Regions from separate parts of the Homo sapiens genome. Here regions 1 and 2 are each linked to region 3. The links are chromatin contacts, found by Hi-C or POLR2A ChIA-PET in ENCODE. All regions are on one chromosome and are shown on one strand. The core of a region is the stretch at or near the end of the contact, and the rest is flanking DNA. Distances in the headings are between cores, read along the strand shown.

Region 1 (2,828 bases), core at 184-2,683, 200 kb before region 3:
GTCACTAGGCCACCAAAGAAAGTTCCACCCAACGGCCAGTCGATCCGTCGCAGCGACTCTCTTTTCCCTGAACGGAGGGTTTATGGCTGACACCTCCACTTGTTTCTCAGAGCCGGGGCTGACTGCCGGCTGCATCTTTGAATGGCGACCAAAAAAGACATGCATTTGTCTGGCAAAGTCGCTGGCGTTCGCCTGGTGCCCGCGCTTGCCGGGTCCTAGAGCAGCCAGATTTTCACACCAGCGAGTCCAGCGCCCAGCGCCACTCCGCCTTCGGATCACCGGTTTCTCACATCCGCAGCAGCACTGGCCTGACAGTTTTCCGGTTGCGACAGCGCTAGTTGAGCCAAACAAAACGTTTTCCTGCTTGCTCTGGGCGTCCCATTCTCCATCCGAGGCCTTCTAGTCCCGGTGTCACTGTCGCAGCACCTGGCGTTCGTTAGCTCTTTCACCAGCGGCGCGGAGCGGGCGGTTTTGCTGTCACGGCACATGTGGCACGGAGTTTCTCGGTGGCCGAAACCCTCTTTTTTCTCAGAGTCCAGTTTCTTGGTGACAGCGCTGTTGGTTGCGCCATAAGGAATGTTGTCCTTGACAACCCGCCGGCCGCAGTCATTCGCAAGCTCCAGGCACCGACATTTCGCAGAACTGAGGTCTCTCGGTCTCAGCACAGCTCGTTGCTCGATGCCTCCATTTTCTCGGGGCGACAGCACTCAGGTCGCCGATCTGAGGGATTCGGAGCTTCCCCAGCTGGGGTGAGCCTGGCGTTCCCGGGCGGCGGCGGCGGCGCTGGGCTAGGGGAGCCCGCCGCTCCTCCAAGCCGGTGACAGGGGAGCTGCCCGGGCGCCGTCTCTTCCCAGCGCCGCCGCAGAACCCGCAGAACAGCTCGACCTCCAGAACCCTGTGCTGTGGCGGCGGGGCTGGCGTGTCTGTCGCAGGACCCCGCAGATTCGTCTGTCGTTGGCTTGTTGGTCCTAACAAGTTTCGATTTCAGGGTGCCTGCGTTTCTTTTTCTTTTCTCTTCTTTTCCTTTTGTTTTGTTTTGAGACAGAGTCTCGCCGTGTCGCCCAGCCTGGAGTGCAGTGGCGCGATCTTGGCTCACTGCAACCTCCGCACCCCAGGTTCAAGGGATTCTACTGCCTCAGCCTCCTGAGTAGCTGGGATTACAGGCGCTCGCCACCACGCCCGGATAATTTTTGTATTTTTACTAGAGGCGGTGTTTCATCATATTGACCAGGCTGGTCTCGAACTCCTAACCTCAATAATCTGCCCGCCTCGGCCTCCCAAACTGCCAGGATTACAGCATGAGCCGCTGCGCCCAGCCGGTGACTACGATTTCTATCCCCTGGTTCAAGTCGGGGAATAGCCAAAATGTGATTTCTCAACCCAAGCAAGTACCCACTTAGGACAAACACCAGCCTAGCCCTGGCGGCGATTTCTAGGTCGTAGGAAGTCGATGTTTCGCCACAGAAAGGCTGAGTGACCCTGTGACTCATTTCCCAGCAACTCCGGGTTTCCTGTAGCCTAATCATAACAAACGCAGAGTTAGCCCTGCCTCAAGTTTCTTTTTTCTTTTTCTTTTTTTTTTTTTTTTTTTTTTTTTTTTTGAGACAGAGTTTCTTTCGTCCAGGCTAGAATGCAGTGGCGCCATCTCGGCGATCTCGGCTCACTGCAACCTCCACCTCCCGGGTTCAAGTGATTCTCCTGCCTCAGCCTCCCAAATAGCTGGGATTATAGGCGCCCGCCACCACACCCGGCTAATTTTTGTATTTTTAGTAGAGACGGGGTTTTGCCACATTAGCCAGACTGGTCTCAAACTCCCGACCTCAGATGATCCACCCGCCTTGGCCTCCCAAAGCCTCAAGTTTCTAAGTCGTGGCAAGTTCCGGCTTCCTACTAGTACGGCTTGCTTTAGCTGCGCAGGAGATGTTCAACTCCTGTAGAAATCTGTGTACCAGCGAATGCGATTCATTTAGGTTTAGCGATGACCAGTTTAGCAGTGCCTGGGAGCTCTTACACCAAGGCTAGCTGCGCAACATCAAGTCCCGCCTTAGCTATGTTGGTGTTTTTTAAACTCCCATGGAAGTCAGGAAATGCCGGCAAAAGCGATTTCTGGTTTACGAAGCTCGGTTTGACGATAGCAATTTCCGCCGAACGCGACTTTTTCCTCTTGTGGACCAAGTCGGGATATATCAGCTACTACGATTTTTTAGTCGTAAACAGGTTTAACCATGACTGGGTTTTGTTGGTTTCTTGTTGTTGTTGTTGTTTGTTTTTGTTTTTGTCCTAAGAAATGTAGACTTAGGTGTAACATGTACCGGTTTAGATCTAACAGGGATATCCTAATCACAGAATTGCTTCTTTTGGCAATACTTGTAATTTCTGCTTTGTAGGGTTGGTTCTCTCTAATTTTTGCTTATTTTTAAATGCTCTTTTTGTGTCTTTTGCTCTGAGAACAATGCTACCGGTAGTTTCCAGTGTGTTTGCTTTGCCTTTTTATTTGAATTTTAGAATTTATTATTTTAAAATTTTATCTTATTTAAATGTTATTCATTTTTCTTCTACTAATTTTGAGTATCACAGCTTCGTACTCCTTGACTTGCATTCTCTCAGGAGCTGGGGAGCCAAGCTCGGTCTCCGCTTCGGTGGTTTCAGGTCCCGGGTTCTGTCTGGCGGCTCTGCTTCTAATGCGGAGCTGGCGGTTTTGCAGCAACGCTTTTGCCAGTAGCGCCCACTGAGCGGTTTTTCAGTTGCTGCACCGTTCTTAGCGCCCAACGGAACGTTTCCCGTACGCGGAGTCCATAAGTTGTCTGTGTCGTCACTTTCTCGGTTCT
Region 2 (2,934 bases), core at 68-2,567, 180 kb before region 3:
GCCACTAAGAAATCGTCGTCTCTGAGAAATATCGAGGCTTGGAAGGTTGTACAGTGCTTCCACCGAGAAAGCACCTACCCAATGAAACGCCTGTGGCAGAAAAACCGAGCCCAAGCCCTTCCAGCGAAAGTGCTGAAAGAGCGCCTCCTCGGCCAATCACTGGGCTGAGACCGTGAGACAGCCAGCCCGGGGAAAGTGGCGGCGCTAGGAGAGGGGAAGCGTTACCACAAAGCACTTCTGAGTCTTGTGAACAAGAAACGTTCTGGGTTGTTTTGTTTTTGAGAAGGAGCCTCGCTCTGTCACCCAGGCTGGAGTTCAGTGGCGCAATCTCGTCTCATTGCAACCTCCGCCACCTGGGTTCAAGCATACTGCCTCAGCCTCCCGAGTAACTGGGATTGCAGGCACGCGCCACCACGGCCAGCTAATTATTGTATTTTTAGTACAGACGGGGTTTCACCCGCTGGCCAGGCTGGTCTCGAACTTCTGACCTCGAGTGATCCACCCGCCTCAGCCTCCCTAAGTGCTAGGATTACAGGCGTGAGCCACAGCGCCCCGCCGAAACGTTCTGTTGTGTTCAGCGCTTCCAGCGGTGCAGCAGCCGAGAAAACACTGAGTCTCCGCTATTGGCGAAAGTGCTGATGCGAAACTGCTGGCTCGACATAGGCACAGAGCCGCGGAAGAGAACCCTAGAGACCAGGCACCAGCTCTGCTCCCCGACTCACGGGAGAAAGCTAGTTAGTAGGAAGCTGAGACATGATACTCAAAATCAGTAGAAGAAATTATGCCACATTTACTCTCCTGGGGAAGGCAGTGGGTAAGAAAAAATAAAATACATAACATTTACATAAAAAATAAAATAAATTTTTAAAGCAAACAGAAATGAAAATAAAATACACCAGTAACCTCGCTCCCAGAAAAAGACACATCAAAAAAAATTTTTTTGAGTATACAAAACATACAAATAACCCTACAAAGAAATTGCAGTGTTGAACGATGCGATCCTACGGCTATATTTGTATTAGCACTAAACCTGTGCCTCTTGCGCCTATTCGAAAATTCCTCGGATTAAGAAGAAACAGCCATGGCTAAACCGGTATTTGCGACACCAAAAAGTTCCTGTAGCCTAGACACCTCAACTTCTGCATGAGTGAAAAATCACAAGCACAGCCAGGGCGAGAATCTCTATTGTGAAATCACACTTGGTATGACTAAAAGATTTCAGGCACTGCTAAATTTTTTTTTTAATTACATTCTCCAGTACCCAGATTTCTACAAGACTTAAAAACCGTACGAACGGCTATAATGGGGGTTCCTATTACAAAACAGGAACTTGCAACGACTACGTAGGCACGGTTAAAGCCAGCATTGTTACAACTAGAAATCGAAACTGGAATAAATCTCAACTTGCTACGCTAAGAAATAGCTAAACCCTGACTTGGTCAGACTAAGAAATCGGGAGTTTGAGAGCAGCCCGGGCAACATGGCGAAACCCCGTCTCTACAAAAAATTCTGGGTGTGGCGATGGGGAGCCTGTAATCCCAGCTGCTGGAAAGACTGAGGCGGGAGAATTACTGGAGGTTGCAGTGAGCCGAGATCGCACCACTGCACTCCAGCCTGGGAGACAAAAATGGACAAACAAACCAACAAACAAAGTTAACATTCTGAATAGGTTTATCAACATAAAGACACTGCTAGCTAACATTGGCTAGCCTCTCTAGATCTGCTAGAGATGTTTGCCTTTCTAGATCTGCTTACCATGCTTCAGTCACCTCTATGTTGCAAGAAGTAACCTGCATGGACTGCACTGGAGAGCTACTTTTGCTCCCAGGATTCTGATTGAGTTTAGGCACTGAAAGACACCAGCTGTTCAGAGATATGGAGTAGACCTTGCTTTGTTCCCCCTGGGCCTCAGTATATTGAATTATTTTACCTGAAGTCAAAATTAGGCTGCACTGCGGCTCCAACAGTTCCAGCAGACACAGGGAGGGCAGCACTGAAAGGGCAACACTTCGTCCTGGACATCTCAAAGTCCAGCCCCCGGTGATCCCGGCAGCCATCCGCCAGACCCTCTGAGGCCACATCTGCCTCACTTCTCAACTGAGCCATCTTCCCAGCATAAACAGCCGCTGCTTCCTCCTCCTCCGCCCTCTCCTCACATCCCCTGTGAATCTGAAGCCTGCAGGCAGGAAAAAGCAGCCCTTTTTCCCTCCAACATCCCCACCCTCACCTCTCAGGAGTAGAGTGTGCTTAGTGCGCCCCCAGCCCTGTCAGTTCTTCCGACTCTTATTCCAACTCGGGAGCCCTCCCAGGCGCCTATCCTAACTGGACCTTAGGGACCTTGAGTCTACTGAAGCCAGGAAGCCCACCCCTTGAAAACCTCCGGTGACTTCACAAGGATACCCAGCCCCTAGTCGGGCAAGAGACCATTCTCTGGGGAAAGAAAATTCTGTGGTGGCTTGTAGGTTCCTCTTTCTTTTCTCTGACCTCTTTTCTCAGTTCTGCTCATTTCACTCCTCTAGTGGGAAGACCTCAACCCTCCTCTCCCTTCCTCTACCCACTGTCAAGGTACACACACACACACACACACACACACACACACACACACAGACACATCCACCTGGGGCTGCTCGACGTTTTCCTCCTCTGTCTTCCCTGGAGTCTTCCCTTGTCTTTCCTGTGCAGCAGAAGGTGGATGGTGATTCTCATCCACCTTCAATGCCCTATACTCCCCACACGGAGGAGACACATTGGTGAAATAGGATTGATTTTTGTCCCCTGGTGGACCAGCAGATGTCCTGGTTTCTGCCTCACACACCAAAGGAAGTGCTTGACTGCTTTTTTCAGCTTGGGTTAACCTGCTGATCCATCAGCATAGCTTGTTACAGATATAATCCAGGTTATGTACGTGTGCTGGAGACAGCCACATGCCACCCT
Region 3 (3,210 bases), core at 248-2,747:
TGATGGCATGTACTATTTTAAAGATTACTCTTAAAAAAAAAAAACAACAAACCTCTTGTCTTTTGAGGAGGGGATGTCTCTTTAAAAACAAATTTTCTCGAGAGAACCCTTGTTCTACATAAATAGATGACCACTCTCAGAAGCCAAGGAAGCAGTTGTTTCAGGTTCTTTCAATTTTCTTTCCAATCTCAACCGTCAGTGCACGGAGCTGTCCAAGGTTTTTATTTCTTGCCCTTCCCGTTCCTGACCCCTTTAATCATCACACAAACAGGCAGCAGAGACAAAGTAATGAAGAACACCAACTCTGGAGTCAAACAAACTGGGTTAGAGTCCCAGAGCCAGCATTCAACAGTTGTGTGATCTCGATCAAATCCTGTAACCTCTCTGGGCTTCAGTTTCTTCATCTATCAAAACAAGGATGACAGTAACAGTACCTAACCCATAGATTATCATGAGGATTTAATCAGTTACTCTTTGTAAAAGAGTTTATTACAATGCCTGGCAAATAGCAAAAAAGGAATTTTGGGGTTCCCTAGTTTCTACCATAAAAGAATTGTAGACATGGGTTATGTTGCTACTTAACAGTTTTGCTCTTGTAAATATTGCTCTGGCAATCAATACAGGATGGAGAGCAGGAGGAAGTAGAAAGAATGCTCGCAGAACTATGACTTAGGGTGTCTAGTCCTGGCTCTGCCATTAATCAGTTGTGTGACCCTTGCTAAGTTAACTGACCCCTCTGAACTCAGTTTTTTTTTTCTCTCTCTGTAAAAGGAAGGGCTTAAACTTCAGTAAATAACCGGTATGTTTTATTTAGTATTTTGCGAATCCCATTTCCAACTCTACGTTCAATCCAGTGACGGTATTTCTAGTTTATAAACTAGAAAAATAATCTTTGGCATCTGAGGGTCACAGCCGAGAGTATCTCCCTAGCAGGAGATTAGGGAGCCAGTGACAAAGTGGCACCAGGGGAACCGATGTATGCCAGGAATCCAGACAGAGGGTGACATTAGCACTTCTTTCTGCAGAACCTAAACCCTGCCCGACTCACCCGGAGGAGCTGTCACGGTGGTTTGCTGGAAACCCCCTTTCTGTTGGGAGGATTACTGGGTCACGGTTTCCCAAGGACATGGAAACCCTTGCTGAAGCGCTGGAACCGCTCGGCACGAGGCGTACGTCGGTGGGAGCTGTGTCAGCCCGCTTTCGGCCGTGTAGCTGCTCCCATCCAGACTCTAGAAGGGGTCCTCTTTGCGTCAGGCCCAATCACCCCCCTCCCCGAGCGACTGCACTGGGTGTCCCTGCGCCGCGCGTCCCCTCCCTCTCGCCCCTCCCTCCTGGCTGCCATAGAAACCAGCTTACAAGGTCCAGGCCGGCGTCCGGGTGCACTACAGGCCCCCCGTCCCTCCTTCCCCACGCCAGCCCCTCGCTCCGGATTGGTCCTTCAGGAAACGCTGTGGGGCGTCTCGGTCCCCGCTGCGGAGCCGGCCTAGGCCGGAGGGCGGGGTTTGCCCTGGGCCGCTGCCGGTCAGGTCGGCCGCCCCTGACAGCTCCGGGAGCCTCAAGCGCGACAGCGGCGCCCTCACCTCGGGACATCCACACACCGACCGCTCCTGCTCCAGAGGCAACAACCCAGCGCGCCTAGCCTGGCGCCGTGCAGCGAAGCCCAAGAGCTGGCCTCGCCACGAAGGTAAGCGAGGGGCTGGGGGACTCGCCGCCAGCACCCCCACCCCGCCACCCTTCCTCTGCTAGGCTGCAGACCTGGGTGGCTGAGGAGGAGGCGCCTCTCCTCCCCGCGACCCAAGGAAGAAAGGAAGCCCTGCCACGGGGTGTCTGCGAAGTGGGGTCAGAAGAAGGTTAGGCGCTTTCTGGGGCGTACCCCCACACCTGCCCAGGCCGATCCGCAAGCGAGAGGAGGGGGCATTAGAGCCAGGGCGAGAGCGTGCTCGCGCGTGTGTGCCCGTGTCATGTGTGGTGCCCGTGTCATGTGCGGCGCCCATGTCTATGTGCGCGCGTGTGTGCACCCATGTCTCTGTATGGTGTGGACACTCGTGTCTGCGTGCGCGTCCACACGTGAGCCGAGGAGCGCAGCTTAGCGCCTAGCGTTGCGCACAGCGGGTGCGCTGGACCAGAGCCCTAAGGCACCAGACCAAATCTGGAGCGTTTGTTACAAGGGCAGAAGACCGGCGTGATCTCCCCACGCGCGCCGGCCGGTGCTGCTGGTGGAGAGAACTGACATCTAACGCATGTGGCCCAGGAGAACAAAACCTTCCATTGCACCCCACGCCGCGACTCTCCCCAGCGAAAGGTGCTTCTTTTGGAAGACCGCACGAAGTAAGGAAGAGCCTCTTTTCCTCTTCCTGGATATCCCTCCAGGAATATTAGAAGCTCCAGGACTCCTTGATACGACCAGGAAAAGATCGCAACCGGGTCTTTAAAATATCGATTCCAGCCAGCTTCTGCGTGCTTGACACATCTTGGCAGATGGAGAAGTCAAGGCAATAGATAACATGGGCAGCAAAGATTCTGCTATAGCACTTCTTTCCTTTCTGTTTTTTCCTTCCCTCCTTCCCTCCTTTTCCCTCTTCTCCCTCCCTCCTTTCCTCCTCCTCCTCTCCCCTTCTCTTCTCCTCCTCCCTCCCTCCCTTTCTCCCTTTCTCCTCTCTTTTCCCCTTCCCTCCCCTGTTTTCGTCCTCCTGAGTACAGTAGACAAGAGGGCTCTCTGTCTACCCCCCCTCCCCCACCCCATTCCTCATCCCGTTTCAAAATAAGAGCGAATGAATCACATTCTAAGCTCTTACCCGTGCAGTTCTGACAAGTTTGGAAATTACACAAATCGCGTTTGCAATTGAGGCCGCGGGAATCCAAAAGGGAAACAAACGAAACCAGATGAAAAAAAGTGATTCCAAGTCAAGATTTCAAATGGAAATCTAAGGTGAATATTTGTTTATGGTAATAAGATTTTTTTTAATGTTTGAAAAGTATGTATCACACTAGCTTGCATCATCAGTATTCAATGTGATTCACAGAACCGCTTCAAAAGATGGTTTCTGTTAGTGTTGCAACAGCACTTCTAATTCTGGTTGTCATGGTTACTGAAGAAGTCGCCCTGCTCTATTGAGAGGCTGTCTAGTTAGAAGCAGGAACTGTTCTCCAGAGGACCTTCTCTTGTACCCTCGTTGTCACCATGGTAATAATTGAGTTTATGAAAATGTA

What was found. A loop is a pair of places that touch in the nucleus more often than their neighbours do. ChIA-PET counts read pairs that join two places held with the same protein, here RNA polymerase II (POLR2A). Pooled maps may share reads with other maps.
Region 1: a loop to region 3 is called in a map of CD14-positive monocyte, with 3 times the contacts of the local background. The contact joins the promoter of FLJ32255 here to the promoter of NIM1K in region 3. A Hi-C loop is called at or near these places in 3 of 168 maps with a recorded cell type or tissue (CD14-positive monocyte, CD8-positive, alpha-beta T cell and naive thymus-derived CD4-positive, alpha-beta T cell), 8 of 37 single-sample maps with no recorded cell type and 15 of 50 pooled maps. POLR2A ChIA-PET finds 5 or more read pairs at or near these places in 6 of 52 experiments (BJ, GM10248, H1 and 3 more).
Region 2: a loop to region 3 is called in a map of CD8-positive, alpha-beta T cell, with 2.4 times the contacts of the local background. The contact joins the enhancer-like site here to the promoter of NIM1K in region 3. A Hi-C loop is called at or near these places in 2 of 168 maps with a recorded cell type or tissue (CD8-positive, alpha-beta T cell and naive thymus-derived CD4-positive, alpha-beta T cell), 5 of 37 single-sample maps with no recorded cell type and 13 of 50 pooled maps. POLR2A ChIA-PET finds 5 or more read pairs at or near these places in 5 of 52 experiments (BJ, GM12878, K562 and 2 more).

Annotation. Positions count from the first base shown.
Region 1 is chr5:42,991,900-42,994,727 of GRCh38, forward strand. It overlaps FLJ32255 (a long non-coding RNA gene), which reads right to left and starts at 1,434. Exons shown (of 2, transcript NR_104643.1): 1 at 1-1,434. LOC105374746 (a long non-coding RNA gene) reads left to right here and starts at 376. Exons shown (of 3, transcript XR_007058755.1): 1 at 376-2,828. RefSeq lists enhancers at 1-58, 399-608, 909-1,038, 1,308-1,602.
Region 2 is chr5:43,008,099-43,011,032 of GRCh38, forward strand. No RefSeq gene overlaps it. Among named protein-coding and RNA genes, the nearest start is that of FLJ32255, 16 kb to the left of the region's middle. RefSeq lists enhancers at 1-83, 2,087-2,587 and a silencer at 59-148. Within about 2 kb of position 1,318, at least 39 of the 41 ENCODE cell types and tissues checked have a DNase peak (open chromatin) inside an H3K27ac peak, as active enhancers do; they include CD8-positive, alpha-beta T cell, GM12878 and PC-3, where a contact is called at or near this core.
Region 3 is chr5:43,190,728-43,193,937 of GRCh38, forward strand. It overlaps NIM1K (NIM1 serine/threonine protein kinase), which reads left to right and starts at 1,498. Exons shown (of 4, transcript NM_153361.4): 1 at 1,498-1,684. RefSeq lists a silencer at 1,339-1,478 and an enhancer at 1,814-2,523.